2 separate regions of the Homo sapiens genome follow, and region 2 is linked to region 1. A link is an interaction called in ENCODE POLR2A ChIA-PET data of the cell type or tissue named here. Cell type or tissue: OCI-LY7. All regions are shown on one strand. Links, peaks and the distances in the headings refer to the core of each region. The heading gives the core; the rest is flanking DNA.

Region 1 (15,877 bases), core at 5,187-13,186:
CCTCGGCCTCCCAAAGTGCTGGGATTACAGGTATGAGCCACCACGCCCAGCTGATAAAACAGCTTCTAAATGACATGACAACAAATCAACCCTCCTATAATCCAATAACAAATTCCACCTAGTCCCCAAGCAGTTAAAAATAGCTCTATAATAAAAACAACCATATACACCCAATCCCCCCCCTAAAAAAAAGTAAGGCTAAATTATTTATAGATGTTAATAGTTCTTTTACTGTGCAAATAAGTGCACTGAGACTACAACAGTAAACAAATGAGACAAGGTCCCTGCTCTCAAAGAGCTTATGTGATAAAGACGGGCACAGGGTAAACAAGATAATTATAAGCTGTGCTTTAAGTGAAATAATATAGAATAATAAGAGAAATCAAAGTATTGAATAGAGTGGCCCACTTTACACAAAATGGTTAGAGAATCTCAGAGAAAGTTAGGTTTGAGCTAAAATTGAGCTGACAAGGGAAGAACAGAGAAGAGGGAACAAATATAAAGAAAAATGTCTCGTGTTCAGGTAAGAGAAAGAAGGCCAATGGGCCAGTAAGACAGTAAGCAAGGTTCCAGACAAGGAGAGGGAACAAATAAACAATGCAGATCCTTGCAGGCTATAGAGTATGCATGCTATTTTTAGATCCAATGGAAAGACATTAAAGGGTTTTAAGCACAATAATGACACAATCGAATATCATTTTTAAAGGATCACTGCTCTGTGAATAATGAAATAGAGTACACAATGGTACAGGAATAAAGTTAAAAGGCTACCACAGTAGTTCAAGTGAAAAAAAGTGGGCTGAGCGCAGTGGCTCAGGCCTGTAATCCCAGCACTTTGGGAGGCCAAGGTGGGTGGATCACCACAGGCCAGGAGTTCGAGACCTGCCTGTCCAACATAGTAAAACCCTGTCTCTACTAAAAATACAAAATTAGCTGGGCTGGGCATGGTGGCTCACGCCTATAATCCCAACACTTTGGGAGGCCTAGGTGGGCAGATCACCTGAAGTCAGGAGGTCAAGACCAGCCTGGCCAACATGACAAAGCCCCGTCTCTACTAAAAATACAAAAATTAGCTGGGCACGGTGGCAGGCACCTGTAATCCCAGCTACTCAGTAGACTGAGGCATGAGAATGACCTGAACTGGAAAGTGGAAGTTGCAGTGAACTGAGATAGTGGCAATACATTCCAGCCTGGGGGACAGAGCGAGACTGTCTTCCAAAAAAAAAATTAGCCGGGTATGGTGGTGCATGCCTGTAATCCCAGCTACTTGGGAGGCAGAGGTTGCAGTGAGCCAAGATCACACCACTATACTCCAGCCTAGGCAACAAGAGTGAAACTTCGTCGCAAAGAAAGACAGACAGACAGACAGACAGAAAGAGGCTTGTACAAGTCTAGTAGCAGTGGGATATTAATGAATACATTTAGGAGATTTTGAAGGTAGAACACATAATTTGCTAATGGATTAGATGGGGGGAAAGAAGAAAGCCAAAGATGATTCCCACGTGTTTTAGCCTGAATAAATAGGTAGCTGGTGGAGCCATACTGAGATGAGAAAGAATAGAGAGAGTATGGGGCTAGGAAGTAAGACTGTAGCTTGCCTTTTATTTTTTTTGAGACAATGTCTCGCTCTGTCGCCCAGGCTGGAGTGCAGTGCCACGATCTCGGCTCACTACAACCTCTGCCTGACGTGTTTAAGCAATTCTCATGCCTCAGCCTCCCGAGTAGCTGGGATTACAGGCACCCAATACCATGCCCAGCTAATTTCTGCATTTTTTTTTTTTAAGTAGAGACAGGATTTCACCATGCTGCCCAGGCTGGTCGCAAACTCCCGAGCAATCCACCTGCCTCAGCTTTCCAAAATGCTGGGATTACAGGCGTGAGCCTCCATGTCCAGCCTGAGTGTAGCACTGAACGTTAAATTTTACAGGTAGAGAAGTCAAGACGGCAGTTAAGCTATAAGCCTGGAATATGGAGAGAAGATCTGAACTGGAAATTTAAACTTGAGATCATTTGCATAAATATACCTTTTAAAGCTATGGTATCATACCACAAATTACACAAGTATTATCCCAAGAGTGGAATGCATGTGCTTCAACCATTTTTTTTTTTTTGAGACAGTCTCTCATTCTGTCGCCCAGCCTAGAGTGCAGTGGTGCGATCTCAGCTCACTGCAACTTCCACTTCCTGAGATCAAGCGATTCTCTTGCCTTAGCCTCCTGTGTAGCTGGGACTACAGGCGTGCACAATCATGCCCAGTTAATTTTTGTATTTTTTGGTAGAGATGGGGTTTCACTATGTTGACCAGGCTGGTCTCAAACTCCTGACCTCAAGTGATCCACCCACCTCAGCCTCCCAAAGTGCTGAGATTACAGGCATGAGCCACCAAGCCCAGCCTCGATAATTTTAAATGTCATATATACATATATATTATATATACACAAATACATTATACATATATATATATATATCTGGTTTCTGCTTCTTCTGTCCCTTCAATTTATACTTACCTATGTCCTCCAATTCATAATCTCTCCCTCCTGGTTGATCATATGATATGGTCTTCAACCACTATCACCTGTGACCAGCCACAACACCACTGTCTGTATTATTTTACAATTTCAAAGCATTTAGCATTCATTATTTCACTTGACTTTAATAACAACAACTCTGTGAGGCACTATTTTATAGAGCAAGAATTAAGTCATAAAGACTATGTTGGCCAATATCACATAGCTATTATATAATGTAACAGATGGCATGAAACCATAATTCAAATTCAAGGACTCTTTTTATTCTGTATTCATAGAACTTCACAGCAAACTTCACGGACAGAGGAATCTTACATTTTTGCCTTGTTCACTAGAAAATCCCCAGCACCAACGATACCATAGGCACTCAAACATTTCCTGAGGCAAAGGAAATCTCTAGCACATAATTAGCACTCAAGAGAGAAGAGTCCCAAATCCACTGTTGAGATAATATATCATAGTAAATAAGTTGATACTTTTACATCCTACTTTCTCATTTCCAGTATAGAAATGTTGTCATTTTCTAAGTATGCTCAAGTATGAATTAGATATCTAACATTTCAAGCCACTTAAAAGAAGATTGACATACGAATTCAAGATGACGTTATTTTGCAACAGGTCTTACTTCACACACCCACAAAAACAATTTCCCTGTTGCTCCAAATTTCCTATAAAATATTTTAGAAAATGTAAGACATCCAATGTTAAAGCAGAAAAAAAAATCAAATACTATTTTATTTATGGACTAGCATTCCATAGAATTAGCATAATACATACAAACATACATACACACACACACACACACACACACACACACACACACTTCTCTGAGTCCAGAAATAGACACACATAATTTGATTTTCATCACAGAAATTTCAAGGTGATTCAATGGGAAACAATCTTTTCAACAAATGAAACTTGCACAACTGGACATTTACATGGAAAAAAAAAAATAGGGGTGGTCACAGCGGCTCTCGCCTGTAATCCCAATACTTTGGGAGGCCAACGCAGGAGGATCCCATGAGTCCAGTAATTTGAGACCACTCTGGGCAACACAGTGAGACTCTGTTTCCACACAAAAAAATTTAAAAATCAGCCAGGTGTGGTGGCACATACCTGTAGTCTCAACTACTCAAAAGGATTAGGAGGATCATTCCAGCCCAAGAAGTCAAAGCTGCAGAGACCTGTTAATTACGCCACTGCACTCCAGCCTGGGTGACAGAGTGAGACCCTGTGTACCCCACCCCCCAAAAAGTGAACATCTTTTTATCGCACCACATGCAAAAAATTCAAAATGAATCAAAGACCTAAAAGATAAGAACGAAATTACACAACTTCTACAAGACAGGAGAAAACTCTATGACCTTGGGTTAGGCAATGATTTCTTAGGACACAAAAGCACAAACCATGAAAGAAAAAAAAATTTTTTTTTTTTTTTAAAGAGGCAAGGTCCCGCTCTGTCACCCAGACCAGAGTGCAGTGCCACAATCATAGCTCACTACAGCCTTGAACTCCTGGGTTCAAGCAAACCTGCCACCTTGGTCTCTCAAGTAGCTGAGGTATGCCACCATGCCCACTTAATTTAAATTTTTTGGAGAATAGGCGTCTTAGTATGTTGCCCAGGCTGGTCTTGAACTTCCAGCGTAAAAGGATTCTCCAGCCTCAGCCTCCTAAAGTACTGAGATTAAAGGCATGAGCCACCAGGCATTTTATTTCAGTACTTAAAATTTTTGCTCTTCAAAAGACACTGTATCAAGAAAATGAAAACAAACCACAGTCTGAGAGAAATTATTTGCAAAACATGTATCCAAAATACATGAAGAATTCTCACAATTCGTTAAGACAACCCAATTTTTTTGCCTTTTTTTTTTTAAGACAAGGTTCACTCTCATCGTCCAGGCTGCAACCTCTACCTCCTGGGCTCAAGCCTCTGCAGTAGGTGGGACTGCAGGGGGCACGCCACTGTGCCAGGCTTACTTTTATACTTTTTGTAAAGACAGGTTTTCATCATGTTGCCCAGGCTGGTCTCGAACTCCTGGGCTCAAGCGATCTGCCCACCTCGGCCTCCCAAAGTGCTGGCATTACAGACATGAGGCACCGTGCTCAGGCCCCAGTTTTTTTTTTAAACAGGCAAAATATTTGAACAGACACTTCACCAAAACACACGGAAAGATGCTATCATTATTAGGGAAATGCAAATTAAAGACATAATGCTAATTCCAACTATACACAAGGGTTAAAATTTAAAAGACATAACTAGCCAGGCGTAGTGGCTCACGCCTGTAATCCCAGCACTGCAGGAGGCTGAAGGGGGTGGATCATCTGAGGTCAGGAGTTCCAGACCAACCTGACCAATATGATGAAACCCCGTTTCTACTAAAAATACAAAAATTCAAAAATTAGCCGGGCATTGTGGCATGTGCCTGTAATCCCAGCTACTCAGACGCTGAGACAGGAGAATCACTTAAACCCGGTAGGCGGAGGTTGCAGTGAGCCGAGATTGCCCCATTGCACCCCAGCCTGGGCAACAACAGCAAAACTCTGTCTTTAAAAAAAAAAAAAAAAAAAGACCTAACCAAAGATGGTTGCCAAAAACAAATTTTAAAGAGGGCTGGTGATAACAACTAACACCCATTGCTGGTGGGAAGGCACACAATTCACATGACCCGGGCAGTTCTGCTAGGGATTTTCATATGAGAAATGAAAACTTAAGTCCACACCAAGTCCTATGCACAAGTGTTCCTATTCACTTTATTTGCAACAGTCAAAAACTGGAAACAAACAAAATGTCTCTGAACGAGAGAACTGATAAACAAATTGTGGTATAACCACACAAGAGAATACTATTTAGCAATAATAAAAATCAACTAAGATGTCCCCACAGGGAGTTAATAAATAAAATGAAATAAAAACATCAACTATAATACATGAAACAACATGCATGAAAGGCTAATCCACTGTATAATTCCTTTGACATTCCGGAAAATACCCAATAGGAAAGGACATCGATACTAAACAGACTGGGACTTTACAGGGACTGACGATGATGGGTGAGGACACAAGGTAACTTTTTGGGGTGATGAAAATATTCTATATTCTGATTCTGCAGTTACACAACTGTATACACTTTAAAGAATTTTCTTGTCATTGATGCAGTTTGGATGTCTGTCCCATGAGATATCCAATGTGATCCCCAATGTTGAAGGCGGCACCTAGTGCCAGGTGTTGAACTGTGCAAGCGGATCCCTCCTGAAGGGCTTAGCACCAACCCCTTGGTGATGAGTTCTTGCTGATAGTTCACCAGAGAGCTGTTTAAAGAGTGTGTGGCACCTCCCCCCTCACCTCACTCTTGCTCCCTCTTGCCATGTGACATGCCTGCTCCAGTTATGCCATTATTGTAAGCTCCCTGAGGCCTCACCAGAAGCCAAGCAGATGCCACTACCAAGATTCCTACACAGCCTGCTGAACCAAGAGCCAATAAAACCATTTTTCTCTATAAATTATCCAGTCTCAGGTGTTTCTTCAAAGCAACACAAAAACAGACTAACAAAGTTATGTACATTACACCCCAATAAACCTAATTTTTTTTCCCTTTGAGACAGTGTCTCAATCTGTCACCCAGGTTGGACTGCAGTGGCACGATCTCGGCTCACTGCAACCTCCATCTCCCAGGTTCAAGTGATTCTCCTGCCTCAGCCTCCCAAGTAGCTGGGATTACAGGTATGCACCACCACGCCCGGCTAATTTTTGTATTTTTAGTAAAGACAGGGTTTCACCATGTTGGCCAGGCTGGTCTCAAATTCCTGGGTTCAAGCGATCCACCAGCCTCAGCCTACCAAAATTCTGAGACATGGCAGAAGCCCATCTCTACAAAAAATAAAAAATTCGCTGGACATGGCAGCACTCACCTGTGGTCCCAGCTACTTAGAAGGCTGATGTGAAAGAAAGGATCACCTGTGTCTGGGAGGTCGAGGCTGCAGCAAACTGTGATGGCACCACTGCCCTCCAGCCTGGGTGATAGAGTGAGACCCTGTCTCCAAAACAAAAAAAAAAAAAAAAAATTCATATCCCCCCCGTATTAAAAAATATTAGCTATCAACTCTTGAAATGTTAATTTTAATACAAAAACATAGACTAGTATTTCCCTTATACTACACTTTCATCGTAATTCTTTTTTTGAGATGGGGGGGCGGTTCTTGTTTGGTGCATAGGCTACAGTGCAGTGATACAATCATAGCTCACTGACATCTTAAATTCCAGGACTCAAGTGACCCTCCCACCTCAGCCTCCCAAGTAGCTGGGACTACAAGGCGCACTACTGACCTGGGCTAATTTCTAAATTTCCTGTGCTGGATTACAGGCGTGAGCCACAAGCCAAGCCCAGATTCTCAGTTTCGGAGAAAGGATAACTTAAGAGTTGTACATATGTTTGTATGTATGTATGTTTTTATTTATTTAGAGACAGAGTTTTTACTCTTGTCACCCAGGCTGGAGTGCAATGGCATGATCTCGGCTCACTGCAACCTCTGCCTCCTGGGTTCAAGCGACTCTCCTGCCTCAGCCTCTCAAGTAGCTGGGATTACAGGCATGTGCCACCACGCCCAGCTAATTTTTTGTATTTTTATTAGAGACGGGGTTTCGCCATGTTGGTCAGGCTGGTCTTGAACTCCTGACCTCAGGTGATCCACCCGCTTCAGCCTCCCAAAGTGCTGGGATTACAGGCATGAGCCACCATGCCTGGCAACTAAGAGTTTTAAAAACTTATTCTTGCATGAAAAGTGTAGGAAAAAAATTGAAATATGGCTTTAAAATATAATTTGAAAACTGAATTAAGAATTAAAGGGGGCCAGACGCAGTGGCTCATGCCTGTAATCCCAACAGTTTGGGAGGCCAAGGCAGGAGGAACACTTGAGATTAGGAGTTCGAGACTAGCCTGGGAAACATAACAAGACTCTCTCTCTACAAAATAAAAAAAATTAGCCGAGCATGGTGACATGCGCCTATAGTCCCAGCTACTTGGGAGGCTGAGGCAGGAGGACTGCTTGAGCCTAGGAGGTCGAGATGGCAGTGAGCCGTGACTGCACCACTGCACTCCAGCCTGGGTGGCAGAGTGACACTTTGTCTCAAAAATAAATAAATAAGAATTAAAGAGAAGAAGCCGAGTGCGGTGGCTCACGCCTGTAATCCCAGCACTTTGGGAGGCTGAGGCAGGTGGATCACGAGGTCAGGAGTTCAAGACCAGCCTGGCCAACATGGTGAAACCTCATCTCTACTAAAAATACAAAAATTAGCTAAGTATGGTGCCAGGCGCCTATAATCCCAGCTACTCGGGAGGCTGAGGCAGGAGAATCACTTGAACCCGGGAGTTGGAGGTTGCAGTGAACCGAGATCGCACCACTGCACCCCAGCCTGGGCGACAGAGTGAGACTCCATCTCAAAAAAAGGCCAGGCACAGAAGCTCATGGCTATAATCCCAGCACTTTGGGAGGCTGAGGTGGGCAGATCACTTCAGGTCAGGAGTTCAAGACCAGCCTGGTCAACATGGTGAAACCCCATCTCTACTAAAAATACAAAACTTAGCCAGGCCTGATGGCAGGTGCCTGTAATCTCAGCTACTAGGGAGGCTGAGGCAGAAGCAGCACTTGAGCCTGGGAGGTGGAGGTTGCAGTGAGCCAAGATCATGCCACTGCACTCCAGCCTGGGCAAGAGGGAGACTCCGTCTCAAAAAATTTATAAAATAATTAAAGGGAAGAAAATGGAAAGACCAAAAGCACTGCACCCACCAAGCTGTGAACAAAATAATAACTAAAGACCAAGAAACTAAATGACATATCTTGTATATAAAAAGATGCAGAAACTAGCAATTATCTGCAGGGTTATACAGCAAATCTGTTAACTATTGTGATGGGTGGGACAGCTGACAAAATGGGAAAAGCAAGCAGGTAAAAACTGAAAAACAGTCACAACCACAAAACAGTTTACCAGTAACCACTAACATTTTGTTTTTCAACATTTCTGTTGAAGGTAATGGACCTTTCCAGAAAAATGCACTGAAATGCCCACAAAATTATCAATTTCAAAGAATTCTCAGAAACCACTGTCTCGGCCTGGCATGGTGGCTCACACCTGTAATTCCAGCACTTTGGGAGGCCGAGGTGGGTAGAACACCTGAGGTCAGGAGTTTGAAAAGAGATGTATTCCCTGCCCCCGCACCGCCCCCCCACCTTTTTTTTAAATGTTCCCTAGGCTGGTTTCAAACTCCTGGGCTCCAGTGAGCCTCGTGCCTCAGGCTCCCAAAGTATTAGGATAATAGGCATAAGCCACCATGCCCTGCCCCCTCACCCCTTTTTTAAATAGTATTTTGTATGTCAGAGGTTCTTTTTTTTTTTTTTGACACAGTCTTGTCACCCCAAGCTGGAGTGCAGTGTCGCGATCGCAGCGCCAAAAATACCGAGGCATCCGGCCTCATCTCTTTAATTCTTATTCATTTTTGAGGCAGGGTGTCACTCTGCAACCCAGGCTGGAGTGCAGTGGTGCAATCACCGCTCACTGCCATCTCGACTTCCTAGGCTCAAGCAGTCCTCCTGCCTCAGCCTTCCAAGTAGCTAGGACTACAGGCGCATGTCACCATGCTCAGCTAATTTTTTTTATGTTTTGTAGAGAGACAGTCTTGTTATGTTTCTCAGGCTAGTCTCGAACTCCTAATCTCAAGTGTTCCTCCTGCCTTGGCCTCCCAAACTGTTGGGATTACAGGCATGAGCCACTGCACCTGGCCCCCTTTAATTCTTAATTCAGTTTTCAAACTATATTTTAAAGCCATATTTAAATTTGTTGAGGTGGGTGGATCACCTGAGATCAGGAGTTGGAGACCAGCCTGACCAACATGGGGAAACCCCATCTCTACTAAAAATTCAAAAATTAGCTGGGCGTGGTGGTGGGCACCTGTAATCCCAGCTACTTGAGAGGCTGAGGCAGGAAAATCGCTTGGACCTGGGAGGCGGAGGTTGCAATGAACTGAGATTGTGCCATTGCACTCCAGCATGAGTGACAGAGCGAGACTCTGTCTCAAAACAAAAAACCCCAAAAAAATCTTTACATCTGTATTACACTTCACAATTTACAAAAACCCTCCATATATATTTCCATCAGTATAATGAAGAAACTAAGGCCAAAAAAAGTTAGGTGAACATACAGTCACACAGGCATTTTTCTAGATATTCCATATCCTAAACCAAGTTCCCTTCCAAACCCTCAGCCATGACCCTTTTTCTACATCAGTACCTTACCTGGATCTAAACGTTACCTAAACATTGATAGATCTAAACGTTGTTACCTAAACATTTGATAAACATTTTTATCAAAAAAGAAACAGAAAAGATGGTTTGGTTAAACAAAGTTAAATAATCTGACCAGGTGCAGTGGCTCACGCCTATAATCCCAGCACTTTGGGAGGCTGAGGCAGGTGATCATCTGACCTGAGGTCAGGAGTTCGAGACCAGCCTGGCCAACATGACAAAACCCCATCTCTACAAAAAATACAAAAAATTAGCTGGGCATGGCAGCGGGGACCTGTAACCTCAGCTACTTGGGAGGCTGAGGCATAAGAATCACTTGAACCCGGGATGCGGATGTCACAGTGAGCAGAGATTGTGCCACTGCTTTCCAGCCTGGGTGACAGCAAAACTCCGTCTCAGAAAAAAAAGTTAAATAATCTGGCCTGGTTTTAAACTCTATCCTCACTTGCTTATTTTACTTTCAGATTAGAAGTCCTCCTCAATTACCCCTTTCTTGTAACTCTCCCCAGTTTTTTTTTTCCTGCTCACTCTTCCTGTTCTTTCCCCATTACTCCTCCCTTCCTCAATTTTAACATATCAGCAGCTTCAAGCACAAAAATCCATGTAACTATTTCAATTCAAAAACAGAGACAAGGGGCCGGGCCCAGTGGCTCTCACCCATAATCCCAGCATATTGGGAGGCAGAGGTGGACAGACATCTGAAGTTAGGAGTTTGAGAACAGCCTGACCAACGTGGTGAAATCCCGTCTTCTAAAAATACAATATTAGCCAGGCCTGGTGGCACATGCGGGTAATCCCAGCTACTCAAGAGGCTGAAGGGGCAGGAGAATCGCTTGAACCGGGGAGGCAGAGGTTGCAGTGAGCCAAGATCACGCCATTGCACTCCACCCTCAGCAACAACTGCGAAACTCTGTCTCAAAAAAACCCAAAAAAACAACAAAAAAAAGACAAGGTAAAACAAAGCTATGCATTTAGCTCCATGCCTGTGGAAACAGGCTATGGGTGAAAGAAAAATACAAGGCCAGGCACTGTGGTTTAGGCCTGTAATCCCAGCACTTTGAGAGGCCAAGGCAGGAGGAACCCTTAACCCCAGGAGTTCGAGGTTGCCTGAGCTACAATCGTGCCATTACACTCCAATCTGGGTGAGAGAGCGAGACCCTGTCTCAAACACACACACACACACAATTTTAGCTAACCAAAGGTATCACCCAAATAGTTACTGCAAATAGCAAAACAGTAATATCTCTTAGTTTATTTCCAAACTCCATTAGCAGTCTGTAATCAACATCAACCAAAGAGAAGCAGTACATGAAAAGAAAAAAATATCAAAGATAATGTTCAAATAAATGAATTAGTAAAGTAAAATCCCCAAGAAGGCAGTGTAAGTATGGCATAGTGCTGAGTATGTGCTCTGGAGTCAGACTGCTTGAACATTTATTTGGTCAAGATTACAATTCTAACAAAGTAACTTTCTCCCAGTCTCAGCCCCCCTAAATCCTAATTTTCTCATCAGTACCACAGTGACTATAATAGTACTTTCCTCACGGGATTAAGAATTAATTAAAATATGCCACATAAATTACACAGCAAAAAAACCATCATCATCTATAAATGTTAGCCACTATGATTATTATTTTTAGACCTACAGTTTAGAAAGGGACAAAAAAGCAAAATATAAAGAGTAGAAAAGATAAAAGGAAAAGTGGTGTTAACTTCTGGGGAAAAGCAGCGTCCAGCAATAGTTCCAATTACCAACGGATGCAACTATTTATTCCAATCTCCAGAAAAATAAAATACTGAAAATATCTGTCAAAACGTTCAAGTAAATCTGTCCTTGAAGAACTGCTGTACGCAAAGTTGACAAATGTTATAGACTATTCACAGATTAAAGTTAATTGCTAAAAACTCTGATCTCTGGAGTAATCTTTATCCTAACACTACTGCTTAGATTAACAATATCAGTAATGGCAATTTAGAAGAAAACAAGGCTGGACGCAGTGGCTCAGGCCTGTAATCCCAGCACTTTGGGAAGTGGAGGCAGGTGAATCATCTGAGGTCAGGAGTTCAAGGCCAGCCTGACCAACACGGTAAAACCCTGTCCCTACTAAAAATACAAAAAATTAGCTGGGCGTGGTGGCGGGCACCTGTAATCCAAGCTACTGGCGAGGCTGAGGCAGAATCGCTTGAACCCAGGAGGCGGAGGTTGCAGTGAGCCGAGACTGCGCCACTGCACTCTAGCCTGGGCACGCGACAGAGCAAGAGTCCGTCTCAAAAAAAGAAAAAATCACAAATAATAAATATTATGTAGTTTTCTAGAAGAATGATCGTTTGACTCCAGTTCAACTTAATCTTATTTAAGATGCATATTGTTAAGCAACTTGAAAAGTCATTGAATTGAGGAATGAACAAAATACATGCTCTCCCAAGTGAAAGGGTGTGGAATGTTCTCACCGATTTTATAAATCAAGGTAGACACTCAATTAGAATTACTACACACAGGTCTGACAGAGAAAACACATATAACCTAGTCTATTATAACAAAGGGAAACACTGAACTCTCTAATATCAATTTCAGAGAAAAAAAACTCTATTTTACATTTACTACCACTTTCACTCTATGGGAGCTAGCAGGATTCAACAGTTTAAGCAAAAAAAAAATTGGTTCAAAATAAGCAACTGACAAGTTATGATGTTAGGCCATCTTGGTAAAGAGTTCAAAAATTGCAATCTCAGCCGGGCGCGTGGGCTCAGGCCTATAATCCCAGCACTTTGGGAAGCCAAGGCGCAAGGATCACCTGAGGTCAAGAGTTCGAGGCTAGCCTGACCAACAAGGTGAAAACCCAGGTCTCTACTAAAAAAAAAAAAAAAAAAAAAAAAAAAAAAGGCAAAAATTGGCCGAGCGTGGTGGCGGGCACCTGTAATCCCAGCTACTTGGGAGGCTGAAGCAGGAGAATCGCTTGAACCCGGGAGGCGGAGGCTGCAGTGAGCCAAAATCATGCCATTGTACTCCATCCTGGGCAACAAGAGCGAAACTCGGTCTCAAATAAAAATTAGTCTTTCGTCTCAGAAAGACAATTAATTGAAATACCCTCTAATTTTAGTTATACTCGTGTTCACTAATATTAACTGCCTAAAAATTAAATTTTGTCATTAGTCAAAGAGAAAAAAAAATTAAATTTTAGTGTATCTCTTTAAAAAACATTAAATGCCTATGATTCACCGAAAAATTAAATGTAGTAACTAACGGTAACTAAAAACACCGTTTAATCCTGAAAAATACAAACATTAAACGATAACTCTCTCACCTGTCAAAACAATTTCTATTATAGCAATTAATTCACAACTTTTTTTAAAAAAAAGCTTTGCTTACAAACTTAGGCCAGCATAACCTCTTGAGTGGAAAAAAAAATGTATACTCATATTTTCTTAAGTTATTTTAAAGGTTCTTAATTCAGCTTGCTCAGTTCCTCTGAGCTTCTGGTCCTGGTAATACCCTCTTTTTTTGAAAGTAAAGAAATAATTTGAAATACAAAACCATTTCAACAAAACTATTTCAAAAACTTAATTTCTATAACGGATTAATATGTTAGGAACAACTATGCCTTAAACCAAGCTAGTTCATGAAATACATTAAGAACTACTACCTGTAATATAACCAAACTATGTAACTCCAAATGCAACACTAAACTGCATTTGGAATGCAGTCTAAACTCACATTTGCAAAGTCAACTGGCTACCAAGGCACACGCATTTAGAATACAAACTGGCTAGGAAGACACGTGGTGAATTATTTGTTGCATTTTTTCCTACCTTTCTACCACTGTGAATGAATCTTCAAAGCCTAAGGCAATATATACCGGCCATACGAATTTAGCTTTTTACTTAAAAAGCGCAAAAACTTGTAGCTTAGGACTGTTTGAATCTGAAAAGTTCCTAAGCCTTAAACGTTTTTTCTGAATTTCAGTTTACTCAGACAATGGTTAATAGTTGTTTTCAGACTGTCAAGGAAACTGAAACCAAGCAATGTTACTGCAAGAAACTGAAAGGCTTCCGAGAATAACATAGGATAAACTCAACTCTGATTACAGTTTACAAATGAACATTTGATTTGCTCACCATAATAGTACTTACAAATTCCAACAGGACTGCACAGGAAGGTGTTGGTTTTTTCTCTGTAATCTTTATTTTCCAGTTTGTATTTTTATTTTGTATCCTCTGAAATAATATCGAAGTTCTTTGAAGATACTTAACCTACGACTATTTGACATAGAGTTACTTCAAGTCAGCTACCCATACTTCTGTTTTAAAGTTTTCATATGGCTATCTCCCGAATTAGCCAAGTTCTTTAGATTTAAGATCAAAGTCTTCTTTATTATTCCATGTACTTGCCACTGTTGTACTTGTCCACTCCAGATGAAATATCCAATTTACGAGCCAAAAAGCAAAAACAAAAAGAAAATTTCACATCTGAAGAGCATTCCTAAACATCAGCATATACAGAGACACACATAGCTATCTCAATACTACCATGCTGCCGGAAAACTGCAACATCTTAAATTTCCACGTAAATAAAAGATAAAAGGAAAAAAACTCTGTATTCTTTCAATCTCTTCATTCAGAAAAAGTGTCCCATTGTGACATGAAAGAGCTGAAGTCAAAAATTCCTAAAACTTTCAATAAAGGTAAAAATAAACTGCCATGAAACTTCAGCAATACTCAGTCATTTGAAACTGCTGAAACTACTCAGTACACAAATCAACGTCTCTCAGTTTCGGCTGAAGAACCCCAACAACGGGGTGGGGGAAGGGGAGGCAAAAATTACCACCAGCTGAAATACTGTAACCAGTTATATAATCCGTTTGAACCAAAATACTGAAGAAATGCTGCCTGGGTCTCTTTTTAAGTAGCTTGCTGAATTGTTCACTACTATCAATTCACTTCACAGACGATTCTTGCCAATTTTAATAAACTTCTGGGGCAAAATTATCCAAAAACACTGTAAATCCAAAATGGCCACTTAAAATATCCAGGGCCTTTTACACAAAACCTAGATGATGATCTTCATATCTGAGTAATTCAATCACCTGTAAAAGTTATAAAAAAAATTATATACTGAGTTTTGATTTTGAGCTAAAAAAATCAATCCCCAACTTAAAAAGTCAACCTCTGGAGAGAAAATCACTTCTATATAACCCTACAGGAGCCTGGAAAAGGGCTTCTTTACCCAAGCAAGCACCCGATAAAAGTCTACTGAATGAACAAGACATCGGAGTAGAGGGAGGGAAAAACGGTAGGTGACGGTATTATGGAGGGCAAGGGCAGATTTCACCTGGGAAGGGGTGCAGATCCCATACTGGGGAATTATATAAGCAAACCTTCTTATACTTCTTGAATAAATTTTAAAACTATGAAATTGACACATAATCTTACAAAAGATCTCCAACCCTCTTCGATGGACCAAGGAAAGCGAAGACAGGTGTGCTGCCACGGAGTATTAGCGAATGTAACTCAGAGATAAGTGTAAAGAGAAAGAGGCTCCCTCCAAATCAGAACGTCTACTAGAGGAGGCATATTCCCACCCAGTAAGGCCAGAAAGGTGAACTAGAAGTAGGGCAAACCCGCTTCTTAAATTCTCCCGAGGAGACTTCCCCACTTCTGAGGGAGCAAAGGGCTAGAAGGTGTAGGTTTCCACTTCCTCGAATTAAGAAAACAGGTTTCTCCCAAAACTGAGGGGGTGGAAGGTACAGGGCCCTTTTCGTAAACCAAAGAATGGTTCTCTCTCAAAAATGCACATGTCCCCTCAGACCCCACAGGACTCAAAGGAACAAAGTAGCCTTCGCCCCAGTCCACGGCAAGTGCCACGGACCTGGGAGAGGCGGGGAAAGCTGAGGCGCTGCTGAAGAAACCGCCGAAGGCCACAACTCGGCCTCGACTCCCTCAGCCCTGAGAAGGGTAGTGGTGCAAAACCAGGCGGGCGTGTGCAAGAGGCCGGGGGAAGGAAGGCCGAGCACTGAGAGCGTCGGACTCGCTCCCAGCCTCCGCCAAACGCCAAAC
Region 2 (15,877 bases), core at 3,288-11,287, 370 kb before region 1:
TCTTCAAAATATGAATTTGACAGAAGGGACACAATTCAACCCATAGCATCTGATCTCCAAGGAAAGCCTTTTGGTATTCATGTCTTTAATTCAGGTAGACTGGGTTTATGTGCCTTCTACTTTTAATGTATTCACAGGTTTCTCTATGTCAGTGCCAAACACAAAACTCATTTGACCCAAAGGCCTTTTTCTCTATTTTTAATGTTCTTTTCACTGAGAATTGGAAGATTAACTTTAGGAAACTTTCCCCTTTAATCTTGAACATACTAAAGCAGACTGAGGATACTGTCCTAGATTCCATTTATTATTATTTGCAAATTAAGAATCACAATGAACGGGTAATATCGAGTTGTGTATTCCTATTAGTCAAGTCCTTTGAAGTCAGAACAATGGTAAAATATTTTCAGGCTATGTGACAGGAGTAAGAATAGGTGAAACACTGCAGACCCAGGAAGACATCCAGTCATTACACACTGCTAATGCAGAACTAGAACCACTCTGATGGATGTTCCTCTTCTTTTCCCCAAAACCCCTTAATTAATAAATTAATTAAGAAATTAATTTATTAAGTTCTTAAAAAACGTGTTTTCCTACTTCATATTCATTGTTTAGTTTCATTCATTCCTTCTAAACTTTCTGAGGGGAAATTGATTTTACAATATATAAAAAAGAAGGAAGGAAAAGTAGAGTGGACATACTTTAAATCATATAAAGAATCACTGATAGGCCTGGGACCAGACACAGAGTATGAGTCCTGGAAGAATGTCTGTATTTTCTATGATTCTATGTGACAGATATTGACATACAAAGGCCCACTTGACAAACATATAGAACACCTTCCTTTTCTTACTTATATAAAAATAAAACAAAAACACAAAAGCATTGTTTTTTTACAAGATCAAAATTGAAAGTGCTTAGGTCACAGCTCCTAAAGAACACATTCCTAGGGCAATCTAAACAAAACCAAGGCCACTATTCTCATGTTCATAAGCAAAAAGGTACCAACCATACAAAAGGAAAAGGCAACCAGCAACCATTAGTTTCATTCATTAAAAAAATTATTTCTCATTTCCCATAACCTTTACAATTCCTACTCTTCTGAAAAGGTATGTGCAGTGCATATATAATAAATGTATTCAGGGAAGAGTGTGATACTTGGATAAAAAAGTGGTTACACACATTAATTTGGGGGGAATACAGGATATTTAACGAGGAAGAAAACATTGCAGAAGAATGAACAGAGGTTCAGAATATTATTCCACTGCAGGTACCTATTTAGCTGGACACTCAAATGCCAAGTGACCAGCTGCATGGCTCAGCCACATGGACCTCATAACCCAGCCTCATTAAACGAAGCAACATGATCCACTTCCACAAGAAGCCTCTCACAGACTACTTTCCAACTGCCAGTCACTTAAGTGGTCAGTCATCTCTAGTTACTCTTTCCAGTCCTAGTCTAGTAATCCTAAACATCTTTAGAGTATCTTTTGTTTTTTTTCTCTTATGCCTAAGTCATCACCACTTGACTCATTTATCGTGTTAAAATACAGCAAGCACTTTTCATATATAAAGCCCCTTTGTTAAGACTAAGAACTGTGGCGTAATAAAGGGTGTCAGCAAAAATCAGAGAAACAAATACTCCTTTGAGAAGCTTCAATCTTCTGTGAACAACACGCTAAAAACTAGTTGATTATAACCTTCAATTAGAAAACATTTTTATACCCTGTATCTGGGGAAGGAAAGAAACTACCTAGTGGTCTTGTGATGGCAGTCGATTCTTTGTTGGGTCTTCATTGCATATTTAGTCATTGCAAAGGATCAAACGTATCAAAAAGTTTGGCAAGAAACCTTTCCTTCCTTTTCCAATTTCCCACATATTTTACAGACTTTGGCCCTTGAACACAAAAGCTGTATAAGCCTATTACTGTAAACTTATTCTGCCTGAAAATTAGTAGACAGAAGCAATCTTATGTTCTAATCATAGCCTAAAATTGCAGTTTTTGAGATTTGGAACCAAGCTGAAAATTATAAGTCAGAACAAAAGATATTTCAGTCCTTCACGTCTGGAAGAAAATTAGCATTAATACCTGTAGTCTCCAACTCCATATGGACCAAATGGAGGGAAAAGCATGTAATTTCAGTTGCTTTCTTTACTATCTCATTACCCTACTCCCTCATATCCATCTCACATTCATACTGTTTATATAAGCACATTTTCGTTTTCAGAACCCTATCACACACTAACTTTGAAACTCAATAATGTATTTCAATTTGAGTGGGTTTTTTTGCTATTGAAAACCAACAGTTACTGGTATATATGACAGTCATAATAATAATATAAGGCTTAAGAGATGGCTCCAGTGTCAAACTGCTGAAATTCTAATCCCAGTGCCATCACCACTTGCTATTAAGCTGAAACGTATAAAATTGCCTTTTTTGTAAGTAGGTCAAAAAATGATCTAACATTTACAATTTAATATGGTTCGATTTAATTGAAGTCTCATCTATCTGAAATAAGAGGAATAATAATAGTTACTTTGAGTAATTAATGAGATAATAAGTGTAAAGGATTTTGGTTGCATAATTACCTGTAACCAAAATAGCAAGTAATAAGTATAGCAAGGCAGAGCCTCTCAAATTTTAACATGCCTAGGAATTACCTGGGGATCCTACTCAAATGCAAATGCCAATTCAGTAGTTCTAGGATGGCGCCCAAGATTCTGCATTTCTACCAAGTTCCCAGATGATGCTGATGCTGCTGGTCTGAGAGCACTCTTTGACTAGCAAGGTTATAGGATGTTTCCCTTCTCTAATAAGAATCACCTGGAGGGGCGGGGCCAAGATAGCCGACTAGAAGCAGCAGCTATCAGAGGCTTCCATCGAAAAAAACCATAAAACAGCGTGCAAATCCTGCACCCACAACTGAGGTATCCAGGTTCTATCATCAGAACTGACTAGGTGGCTGGCGTGACCCACACAGAGGAAGGAAGAACAGTGTGGTGTGGCAGCCCACCCGAGAGCCACACAGGGCAGGGGAACCCCCACCCCCAGCCAAGAGAGGTGGTGAGTGAGAATCCTACCCAGCCTGGGAAACCGTGCTTTCTCCACGGAAGTGTGCAACCCACAGATCAGAAGATCCCATTCATGAACCCACGCCACTGGGGCATAGGGTCCCAACCATGGAGCCACACAGATTCTCAACAGCCACTCAGCGAGAATCTGCTTAAGCCTGCCAAGTTCCCCGGGGAGAGGGGCAGCAAGCACCACAGTTGCAGCTGCCTGCTGTCTAAGCCATTTGAGCTCCTTGCAGGGGGCACAGCAGCTAACATTGGGACTGCTAGCTGCCTAACACACTAAGCTCCCAGGGTTGGGGAAGGGCAGCTGCTCCAGGCCACGCCTTTCGCCTGCTGGAGCCAGGGAGACCGGACAGCTTGGTCCCAAGAGTTGTCCCCCATAGCCCAACACACTGGCTGTGGCCGGCTGCATCCAGAGTGCCTCTTCAGGCCTGACCATGACCCACCCCTCCTCACTGGGAGGGGCTTCCCTGCAGGAACTCCAACAACTCCAGCCAGGGGCTCAGGAACAAACTCTGATCTCCCTGGGCCTGAGCCCCTGTGGGGAGGAGTGGCCACAATCCCCACAGACCAGCAGACTTAGTATTTCCTCCTGCTGGTTCTGAGGAATCTGGGCAGCCCAGATGAGTGGGTTTCCCCCCAGCAAAGCACACCTTCTCCACCAAGGGACAGCCAAAGTGCTTTGTTAAATGGGTCCTGCTCCCTGTGCCACCCAACTTGGAGAGACCCTCCAACAGGGGTTGTCAGACACCCTATACAGGAGCATTCCTACTGGCATCAGGACAGTGCCTTTCAAGGTCAAAGATCCCAGAGGAAGGAGCAGGCACCCATCTTGGCTGTTCTCCAGTCTCCTTGAGTGACATCTCCAGGTGCAGGAGTGAACCAGATGAATAGGGCATGAAGTGAACCCCCAGCAAACCACAGCAGCCCTACAGAAGGAGGACCTGACCACTGAAAGAAAAACAAACAAAAAAACAGAAAGCAACAGCAACAGTATCAACAAAAAATATTTCCACAAAAACCTCATCCAAGGGTCAGCAGCCTCAAAGATCAAAACTAGACAAACTCATGAAGATGAGAAAGAATCAATTAAAAAAAACACTGAAAACCCAAAAGGCCAGAGTGCTTCTTCTCCTCCAAATGATTGCAATGCCTCTCCAGCAAGGACACAGAGCTGGATGGAGGATGAGATGGATGAATTGACAGAAGTAGGCTTCAGAAGATGGATAATAACAACTCCACTGAGCTAAAGGAGCACGTTCTAACCTAATGCAAAGAAGCTAAGAAACTTGATAAAAGGTTACAGGATCTGCTAACTAGAATAACCAGTTGAGACAGGAATATAAATGACCTGATGGAGCTGAAAAACACAGCACGAGAACTTTGTGAAGCACACACAAGTATCAATAGCCGAATCGACCAAGCAGAAGAAAAGATACAGAATTTGAAAGCCATCTTGCTGAAATAAGGCATGCAGACAAGATTATCGAAAAAAGAATGAAAAAGGAATGAACAAAACCTCCAAGAAATATGGGACTATGTAAAAAGACTGAAACTATGATTGATTGGAGTACCTGAAAGAGACGGGAAGAATGGAACCAAGTTGGAAAACACACTTCAGGATATTATCCGGGGGAACTTCCCCAACCTAGCAAGACAGGCTAACATTCAAATTCAGGAAATACAGAGAACATCACTGAGATACTCCCTGAGATGATCAGCCTCAAGAAACAAAATCATCAGATTCTCCAAGGTCAAAATGAAGGAAAAAATGTTCAGTGCAGCCACAGAGAAGGGCCAGGTCACCTGCAGAGGGAAGCCCATCAGACTAATAGTGGATCTCTCAACAGAAACCCTACAAGCCAGAAGAAAGAGAGGGCCAATAGTCAACATTCTTAAAGAAAAGAATTTTTAACCCAGAATTTCATATCCAGCCAAACTGAGCTTCATAAGTGAAGGAGAAATAAAATCCTTTACAGACAAGCAAATGCTGAGGGATTTCATCACCACCAGGCCTGCCTTGCAAGAGCTTCTGAAGGAAGCACTAAATATGGAAAGGAAAAACTGGTACCAGCCACTGCAAAAACACACCAAAATATAAAGACCAATGACAGTATGAAGAAACTATATCAACTTGTGTGCAAAATAACCAGATAGTATCATGATGACAGGATTAACTTCACACATAACAATATTTACCTTAAATATAAATGGGCTAAATGCCCCAATTAAAAGACACAGACTGGCAAATTGGATAAAGAGTCAAGACCTACTGGTGTGCTGTATTCAGGAGACCCATCTCACATGCAAAGACACACATAGGCTCAAAAGAAAGGGATGGAGGAATATTTACCAAGCAAATGGAAGGCAAAAAAAAAGAAAAGAAAAAAGCAAGGGTTGCAATCCTAAGCTCTGATAAAACAGACTTTAAGCCAACAACAATCAAAAAAGACAAAGAAGGGCATTACATAATGGTAAAGGGATCAATTCAACAAGAAAAGCTAACTATCCTAAATATATATGCACCCAATACAGGAGCACCCAAATTCATAAAACAAGTTTTTAGAGACCTACAAGGAGACTTAGACTCCCGCACAATAATAGTGGGAAAATTTAACACCCCATTGTCAATATTAGACAGATCAACAAGGCAGAAAATTAAGAAGGATATTCAGGACTTGAACTGAGCTCTGGATCAAGTGGACCATCAAGAAGTTTTTTGAAACCAATGAGAACAAAGAGACAGCATTCCAGAATCTCTGGGACACAGCTAAAGCATTGTTAAGAGGGAAATTTATAGCACTAAATCCCCATATCAGAAAGCTAGAAAGATCTCAGATCGACACCCTAACATCACAATTAAAGAGCTAGAGAAGCAAGAGCAAACAAATCCAAAAGCTAGCAGAAGACAAGAAATAACTAAGATCAGAGCAGAACTGAAGGAGATGGAGACATGAAGGGGTGGCCTGCCCCTCCACACCTGTGGGTATTTCTAGTCGGGTGGGACGAGAGACTGAGAAAAGAAATAAGACACAGAGACAAAGTGTAGAGAAACAACAGTGGACCCAGGGGACCGGTGCTCAGCATACCAAGGACCTGCACCGGTCTCTGAGTTCCCTCAGTTTTTATTGATTATTATTTTCATTATTTCAGCAAAAAGGAATGTAGTAGGAGAGCAGGGTGATAATAAAGAGAAGGTCAGCAACAAACAAACATGTAAGCAATAGAATCTATGTCATAATTAAGTTCAAGGGAAAGTACTATGCCTGGATGTGCACGTAGGCCAGATTTATGTTTCTCTCCACCCAAACATCTCAGTGGAGTAAAGAATAACAAGGCAGCATTGCTGTAAACATGTCTCGCCTCCCACCATAGGGCGGTTTTTCTCCTATCTCAGAATTGAACAAATGTACAATCGGGTTTTATGCCGAGACATTCAGTTCCCAGGGGCAGGCAGAAGACAGTGGCCTTCCTCTATCTCAACTGCAAGAGGCTTTCCTCTTTTACTAATCCACCTCAGCACAGATCCTTTACAGGTGTTGGGCTGGGGGACGGTCAGGTCTTTCTCATCCCACAAGTCCAATTTCAGACTATCACATGGGGAGAAACCTTGGACAATGCCCCACTTTCAAAGGCAGAGTTCCCTGTGGGTTTCTGCAGTGCATTGTGCCCCTGGTTTATTGAGACTAGAGAATGGCGATGACTTTTACCAAGTATACTGCTTGTAAACATTTTGTTAACAAGGCACGTCCTGCACAGCCCTAGATCCCTTAAACCTTGATTTCATACAACACATGTTTTTGTGAGCTCCAGATTGGGTCAAAGTGGTTGGGTCAAAGTGGCTGGGGCAAAGCTACAAATTAACAACATCTCAGCAAAGCAATTATTTTAAAGTACAGGTCTTTTTCAAAATGGTGTCTCTTATGTCTTCCCTTTCTACATAGACACAGTAACAGTCTGATCTCTCTTTCTTTTCCCTACAGAGACACGAAAAACCCTTCAAAAAATCAATGAATCCAGGAGCTGGTTTTTTGAGAAAAAAATAAAATAAAAAAGACTACTAGCTAGACTAATAAAGAAGGAAAGAGAGAAGAATCAAATAGACAAAATAAAAAATGATAAAGGAGATATCACCACTGATCCCACAGAAATATAAACTATCTTCAGAGAATACTATAAACACCTCTACGCAAATAAACTAGAAAATCTAGAGGAAATGGATAAATTCCTGGACACACACACCCTCCCCAGACTAAGCCAGGAAGAAGTCGTATCCCTGAAGAGACCAATAACAAGTTCTGAAATTGAGGCAGCAATTAATACCCTACCAACCAAAAAAAAAAAAAAAAACAGCCCAGGACCAAACAGATTCACAGCCAAATTCCACCAGAGGTACAAAGAGGAGCTGGTACCATTCCTTCTGAAGTTATTCCAAGCAATTGAAAAGGAAGTACTCCTCCCTGACCCATTGTATGAGACCAGCATCATCCTGATACCAAAACCTGACAGAAACACAACAACAACAACAAAAACTTCAGGCCAATATCCCTGATGACCATCGATGCAAAAATCCTCAATGAAATACTAGTAAACTGAATCCAGTGGCACGTCAAAAAGCTTGAGTCAGCTTCATCCCTGGGATGCAAGGCTGGTTCAACATATGCAAATCAATAAATGTAATCCATCACATAAACAGCACCAATGACAAGAACCACATGATTATCTCAATAGATGCAGAAAAAGGCCTTCGATAAAATTCAACATCCATGCATGTTAAAAACTCTTAATAAACTAGGTATTTGATGGAACATAGCTCAAAATAATAAGAGCTATTTAGGACAAACCCACGGCCAATATCACACTGAACGGGCAAACGCTGGAAGCATTCCCTTTGAAAACAGGCACAAGACAAGGATGCCCTCTCTCACCACCCCTATTCGACATAGTGTTGGAAGTTCTGGCCAGGGCAATCGGGCAAGAGGAAGAAATAAAGGGTATTCGAATGGGAAGAGAGAAAGTCAAATTATCTCTGCAGATGACATAATTCTGTGTATAGAAAACCTCATTGTCTCAGCCCCAAAACAACTTAAGCTGATAAGCAACTTCAGCAAAGTCTCAGGATACAAAATCAATGTGCAAAAATCACAAGCATTTGTATACACCAATAATAGACAAGCAGAGAGCCAAATCATGAGTGAACTCCCATTCACAATTGCCACAAAGAGAATAAAATACCTAGGAACACAGCTAACAAGGGATGTGAAGGACCTCTTAAAGGAGAACCACTACTCAAGGAAATAGGACACAAACAAGTGGAAAAACATTCCATGCTTATTGATAGGAAGAATCAATATCATGACAATGGCTATACTGCCCAAAGTAATTTATAGATTCACTGCTATTCCCATCAAGCTACCATTGACATTCTTCACAGAGTTAGAAAAAAACTATTTTAAATTTCATATTCAACCAAAAACGAACCCGTATGGCCAAGACACCTAAGCAAAATGAACAAAGCTGGAGACCTCACGCTACCTGACTTAAAACTGTACTACAAGGCTACAGTAACCAAAAAAGCATGGTACTGGTACCAAAACAGACATGTAGACCAATGGAACAGAATGGAGACCTCAGAAATAAAACCACACATCTACAACCATCTGATCTTCGACAAATCTGACAAAAACAAGCAATGGGGAAAGGATTCCCTACCTAATAAATGGTGTTGGGAAAACTGGCTAGCCATATGCAGAAAACTGAAACTGGACCCCTTCCTTACACCTTATAAAAAATTAACTCAAGATGGATTAAAGACTTAAATGTAAAACCCAAAACCATAAAAACCCTAGAAGAAAACCTAGGCAATACCATTCAGGACATAGGCATAGGCAAAGATTTCATGACAAAAACATCAAAAGCAATTGCAACAAAAGCCAAAATTGATAAATGGGATCTAATTAAACTAAAGAGCTTCTGCACAGCAAAACAAACTATCATCAGAGTGGACAGGCAACCTACAGAATGGCAGAAAATTTTTGCAATCTACCCATCTTACAAAGGTCTCATATCCAGAATCTACAAGGAATTTAAACAAATTTACAAGAAAAAATCCAACAATCCCATCAAAAAGTGAGTGAAGGATATGAACTGACACTTCTCAAAAGAAGACATTTATGTGGTCAACAAACATAAGGAAAAGAGCTCAACATCATTAGAGAAATGCAAATCAAAACCAAAATGAGATATCATCTCACGCCAGTCACAATGGTGATTATTAAAAAGTCAAGAAACAATAGATGCTGGCGAGGCTGTGGAGAGATAGGAATGCTTTTACACTGTTGGTAGTAGTATAAATTAGCTCAACCATTGTGGAAGACAGTGTTTTACACAAGGATCTAGAACCAGAAATACCATTTGACCCAGCAATCCCATTACTGGGTATATGCCCAAAGGAATATAAATCATTCTACTATAAAGACACATGCACATGTATGTTTATTGCAGCACTATTTACAGTAGCAAAGACATGGAACAAACCCAAATGCCCATCAATGATAGACTGGATAAAGAAAATGTGGTACATATACACCATGGAATACTACACAGCCATACAAATGAATAAGTTCATCTCCTTTGCAGGGACTTGGATGAAGCTGGAAGCCATCATCCTCAGCAAACTAACACAGGAACAGAAAACCAAACACCGCATGTTCTCACTCATAAGTGGGAGTCGAACAATGAAAACACATGGACACAGGGAAGGGAACAACACACACCAGGGCCTGTTGGGGGCTGGAGGGGGCGGTGAGGGGACGGAACCTAGACGATGGGTTAATAGGTGCAGCAAACCACCATGGCACACATATACCTATGAAACAAACCTGCACATTCTGCATATATATCCCAGAACTCAAAGTAAAATAATAAAGTAAAATAAAATAAAAAATAAGGACTCACCTGGAGCATTTGTTAAAAATACTACTTCCCAGGCCCCTTCTTTGGAGACTTCTGCTCATTCAGTAGGTCTGGGACCAGGCCCAGGTTTTGTTTTTTTTTAAACAAGTACCTGCAGGTGAGTCTCATTATGAGGAAAGTATGAGAAGCAGTATTGTAAACAAGAGGGATGGAAACCAAATTCTATGTGAATTAAGAGTAGGAAAGAAGTTATTTCCAGCAGAGAGGTCGGAGAAAGCTTCCCAGGGGAGACAAACCTTGAAAGATGGGTAGGATTTGACACTAGAGAGATGTGGAGGAGAGTATTTCAGAGTGAAACTAGAATGAGTGAAAACAGAGAGGGGATACTGTGGCACAGTGGGAGCCCATATAAGTAGTTCTGTTCATCTGGAGTATAGGATTCATGAAGGAGAAGATCTCAAATACCATATGAAGACATTTAGACTTTATTTTGAAAAAAATTTGAAAGATGTTGTCTGTTCCTGAGCAGAGAAGTGACGTGATCAGAGCACCATGACTGTTCATGGATTGAAGCTGGGCCCAGATTGGACAAAGAGGAATCTTCATAGATTTGGAAGCCACTCCTGTGGCTGGGAGAACTGAGGGCTTAATGTGACAAACTCAGGATTCAGCCTTTCTTTGTCTCAGCTTCATTAAGGGGAAAATATCCATTAAACATCGAGGTGGTGTTGTGACAAGTGATTTTCTAAGGTGAAGTCCCCCCTCCGTATTCATGGGGGATTGGTTCTAGGCCCCACAGATACCAAAGTCTAGGGATGCCCAAGTCCCTGATATAAAATGACATGGTATTTGCACCTATGCACATCCTCTTGTATACTTTAAATCATCACTAGACTACTTACAATGCCTAATGCAATGTAAATGCTATGAAATAGTTGTTATACTCTGTTGTTTAGGGAATAATAAAAAGAAAAAAGTCTCTGCATGTTTAGTACAGGTGCAATTTTTTAAATATTTTCAATCTGCAGATGGTTGACTCTATGATTGTGGAATCCATAGACACCAAGGGCTGACTGTATTTGTTTTGTTAGTCATTTCAAAGAGAATCATCTGTGAACTGATGTGTGGAGCCCCACAGCAATGGAACGATGGGAGAGTCCTTTGCAAATCACAAGTAAGATTAATCCTCATCATCCACAGAGACTTCCAGAAATTCAGATGGGGGCCGGTTGCAGTGGCTCATGCTTGTAATCCCAGCACTTTGGGAGGCTGAGGCGGGCAGATCACCTGAGGTCAGGAGTTCAAGACCAGCCTGGCCAACATGATGAAACCCCAACTCTGCTAAAAATACAAAATTAGCTGGGTGTGGTGGCGCGTGCCTGTAATCCCAGCTACTTGGGAAGCTGAGGCAGGAGAATTGCTTGAACCAGGGAGTCAGAGGTTGCAGTGAGCCGAGATTGTGCCACTGCACTCCAGCCTGGTGACATAGCAAGACTCCCTCTCAAAAAAAAAAAAAAAAAAAGAAGGGTGAAACTACGTCTCAAAAAAAAAAAATTCAGATGGTGTTCTGAAAATTCCTTGCAGCTCACTCAAACCTAATTTCTCTAAGATGCTTCATCTCTTCCTAAAACAGCATTTTATGAAGTCCATCCCCTGAAATCCAGAGTGATTACTAACTAAATAAGCCTGTCTTCAGAAAGCCATAGCCTTTCAACTCAAGGACACTCATAAAACATCCTCTCTATTTTTTAGAACAATGTATTATTAATGCATCAAAGTGTTTAACCTTTTCCAAAGAGAGTAATCGGATGGATGGATGGATGGATGGATGGATGGATGGATGGATGGATGGATGGATGGATAAGTGAGTAGATTAATAAATATATGGATGGATGAATAAGATATTTACCCATCCCCCCAATGTTATTAGAAAGCTAAGCTTTACTCTCAAACTTCAAGCTCCAATCTTTCTGTTGTACCTCCCACCACACTGGTGACCCTCCTAGCTAGCATTCCTGCTGCACTGGCACCCTTTCTCCAGAATTATTCCCACCTGAGGGCCACTGGGCTTTCCCAGGGTCCAGCTAGGAAGCTGCCTCTCTGCCCATTGCGATCTGCCGCTTGCTGAGGCATTTGCTGTCTAAGTGGTCATGTTTGGCCCAATGTCTCAGAGCCAGTGTTGTTCTGGTAACAATAAATGTTTTATTTCCCCTCGTTCATGGGCTTAGATATTCAACCAAGGCAGACTTCTCAAACACTGAAGTCATACCATCTTACACGCTTTAACCTTTTTTTTTTTTTTCCAATGGCAAATGAGATTCAAGAGCATTCTGAGAGGAGCTGGACTGGCCTGGATGATGCAAATTGAATAAGATTTGTGTGTACCCTGCACATTTGCTCAAGAAAATAAGAAAGGAAAAACCCTATTTCATGCTCCAGGAACCCAAGAGAATTATATAGTATGTAGGAATGTGCAATGAAAAAAAATTGATTTGAGGAAAGTAACTGTAGGACAAAGGTATTAATAATGACTTCTAAACCTGCAGTATTGAAGATGCCCTCCACAAGGCCCAAATACACATAATTTTTTTTTCAATATAATACATGTGTACTTGGATATTTTTGCCTCAGAAACAGCCGGCACACGCAGCCTCTGGAATCCCATGTGTTCCACTGTGTACAGTACTTCTGTTGCAGCTGACAAGCATAAATAGTCCTGAAATAGTACTTTGTGCTTTTATTCTCTTTAATGCAAGTAAACACAGGCACTGCTACCAAGGATGCTTAAGGCATTCTCAGCACTACTGATAACTTATTACAGGACATTTAACTTCTGTTTCTCTGTTAATCCCTCTGTAAAAAGGAAACAATACCAACTCATACAATAGAAAATAACAGCTGCTATTTGTTAAGTGCCAACTCTGCATGAGGCCCTTGGTACTGTACCAGTACCAGTATCCTTACATCAACCTGCCAGCATAGTTTTATCATTGCACCCATTTTACAGATGAAAAACTCTAAAACTCAGAGGCTAAATCACATGCCCAAAGTCACACAGTGTATTAGGCCATTCTCGTATTGCTATAAAAAAATACCTGAGACTGGGTAATTTATAAGGAAAAGAGCTGTAATTGGCTCATGGTTCTGCAGGCTGTACAAGCATGGCACTGACATCACTGGACTCCTGGGGAGGCCTCAGGGAGCTTTTACTCATGGCAGAAGGCAAAGCAGGAGCAGGCACATCACGTGGCAAAAGCAGGAGAGAGAGAGAGGGAGAAAAATAAAGAGAGAGGGAGGAGAGAGAGAAGTGAGAGAAAGAGGGAGGGTAGGTGGGAGGGAGAGATACTATGTGGAAACTCCCAGTAGGCTGGTAGAAAAGTAAATGGGGAGACAGCCTACCATACACACTTCACTAATTACTCCTCATCAGTTATCTCCAACCTCACCCCTGGGATCTCACTCTTCTGAACTCACTGTAATAAACTACAACACCGTTTCTCAGTTCTCCCAACTTCCACAACACTTACATAAGTGTCCTTTTGTGGCCACCAGGCATATTTTAACCTCGAAGGGGAGTTTTGGTAGGTAGAACCAGGGGCTTGACCACTGCCCCTATCATGGCTGAATAAGAAAAGGGAAAGCATTCACCAGAAAACAATAATGTAGAATTTGAGAAGAGTATTACCATCCTCCCAAAAATTGCTACACTAAGCACTATCACAAAGACAGTTTTATGATTTTTCAGGCACCCTGGTCTACTTCACTAGGAAAAAGAAATATATAGCAATTTCTCTCAATCACTTTTAGACAGGTTTTATCCCACCAACTTAATAAAATCACAAGGCTTTGTTCACAGGCATAATTTGCAGATTTGGGAAGATGCTCATATATTTGATTCTTGATCAATATGTAGATTCTCCTTTAGCTACCACATTACTAAGAGGTCATCTGCAGTCATCCATCCATATATAAATTAACTCCACATTATCCAAGCCCTCTGAGTCTGGAGATATACTGCTAACCTCAGTGTTTGGGGGAGCTGGCCTCAGGGCTGCAGGGCAAGATGGATCACATTTGTTTAACTGCATGTTTGGGTTAACCAAAAGCCAGCTAATCAGAACCACATGGTATTTAAGCGAACGTCTTTGTGTCTATAAAATAGATTCCTGAAAACTAAGTAAAACTTGTTTAACCAAATGTGCTGTTCTCATTAGCTCACTACTCTTAATGTTTGCTCATAAAAGCTGATTTTGGTCACACTAGTGGTCATCTAAGGGAAGGTCCATATCATAACAAACCTCATGATGACCAAACAGCAGACATATGAAAGAGACACTTCTGCATCAAGACCAGGGTCAAAAATGGAATGCTGGAGTCGTGTTGCTTTCCATGACATCTTTACCCAGCCTCAGGAGCTGCACCAGTAAACTAATGTCATGGTTTTTGCTAGGTTAAGAGTTGAGAAAGAAATAAGATACAACCTAATTACATGATTTCTACCTGGGGTTAGAATAATCTTAGGAGCAAGAAAAGAAAATATGAGTGGAGTCAAATGGGCATATGTCTTTGATCTTTTTGTCTTCTTTTGCCCGTGGTATATCTCTTTTGCAACTTCTTTCATGATAGAAGAATATCCTTCCTCCTTTCTCTTCTTTCATTCCTTTTTTCCTTCCTTCCTTCTGTATCCACTATATACTCAAATTTTCTAACTCTTGAAGGAAGAGGGAAGAAAGGTGAGGGAAGGAAATACAGCCTTGAAATTAAGCTCTGGGAAACAAAATAAGCAGCCCACACATGACTCATGCGGGGAGTTTTGACTTCAGTTTGCATGTCTAGAGAGAGCTGTGGGTTTCAATCCCACCCAGAAGCCATAGATCGAGGAGAGGCTTTCTCTTTCTTCCACCCCTCCTACCTCATTCCTAACCTAATTGAGACCATGCCCTCCCTTAGAGACACTAAATAATTAGATGTGAACTATCAAATGGCTGTGATTCATCCATGATATAGTTATTAGCAGTCTCACATTGCCCTTATTTTTCATGATAACCCCAATATGGAATAGTAAGCATAGACACTTAACCACTGCGTGGAGAGCCCCAGTGGAGAGAAGGTTGGAAAGCCTGCAGAGCTGCAGCAACTGGGAGCTGCCCCACGTGAAAGGAAACGTGGCACTGTGTTCCCAAGGAGATAGTAGCGGATTACCACTCAAAGGCGGGGTGGACAACTTGGCTTTTGTTCCTGTGGGTTTATTCATTGTTCTGATGCAACTGGCAGCATTTTTATGAGTCAAAAAAAAAAAAAAAAGCCTGATGGTTGGAGATGAACTGGTCTTTGAGTCACAAAAAACTTCCTGATGTGTTTATTCAACTGTGATTCTAAAACAGCTTTGTCTCACCTGAAATAGGGACTCAGTACCTTCAAGCACTACGGTTATGAAGACTAAGATACTGAGATCTTAAACTGCCCACTAATTAGACCTTACTAAGCCACGTGACTTGCTCTGGGAGCAATAGTGGGAGTAGTAGTGGATGTACATATCAATATATCCAGCACAGAAAAAAAGCAATATTGTTTTCTCTTCTTTCACACTGACACCTCATCACCTCACATCTGGATGGCTGCACCAGCTGGTCTCTCCTACCTCAAGACATGCAGCAGTCGACAAATCAGCCTTAAGCACTGCTTCCATCATATCATCTCCCTGCTCAGTAACCTAAATTCCTGCTTGCTGAAGCAAATCTAAACTCCATTATCAGGCTACTTAAGGCCCTCCCTAACTCGATCCTCCAATGTGCCTACCCAACCTTATTTCCTAGTAACTTCTAATATTAATTCACTGTGTGGTCCCCCTTAATCTCTCCCTTACTGTATACCACATGCATTTTTGT

What was found. Peaks named below come from ENCODE experiments on the same cell type or tissue, not always from the same donor. Only the 100,000 strongest peaks of a DNase experiment are listed, where the experiment ranks them.
Region 2: POLR2A ChIA-PET joins it to region 1 with 5 read pairs; 2 of 35 experiments call an interaction of 5 or more read pairs at or near these places.

What each region holds. Positions count from the first base shown.
Region 1 is chr5:57,174,478-57,190,354 of GRCh38, reverse strand. GPBP1 (GC-rich promoter binding protein 1) reads right to left here. Exons shown (of 12, transcript NM_022913.4): 2 at 13,955-14,907. Among named protein-coding and RNA genes, the nearest start is that of GPBP1, 8.4 kb to the right of the region's middle. RefSeq lists enhancers at 10,453-10,572, 14,479-14,528, 15,627-15,766 and a silencer at 15,579-15,873. In OCI-LY7, for the core only: CTCF peaks have their summits at 5,501 and 5,700; DNase peaks (open chromatin) are centred at 5,784 and 9,004; H3K4me3 peaks cover 5,655 bases; H3K27ac peaks cover 1,912 bases.
Region 2 is chr5:57,537,816-57,553,692 of GRCh38, reverse strand. No RefSeq gene overlaps it. Among named protein-coding and RNA genes, the nearest start is that of LNCBRM, 25 kb to the left of the region's middle. In OCI-LY7, for the core only: no CTCF peak of the experiment used is centred there; no DNase peak of the experiment used is centred there.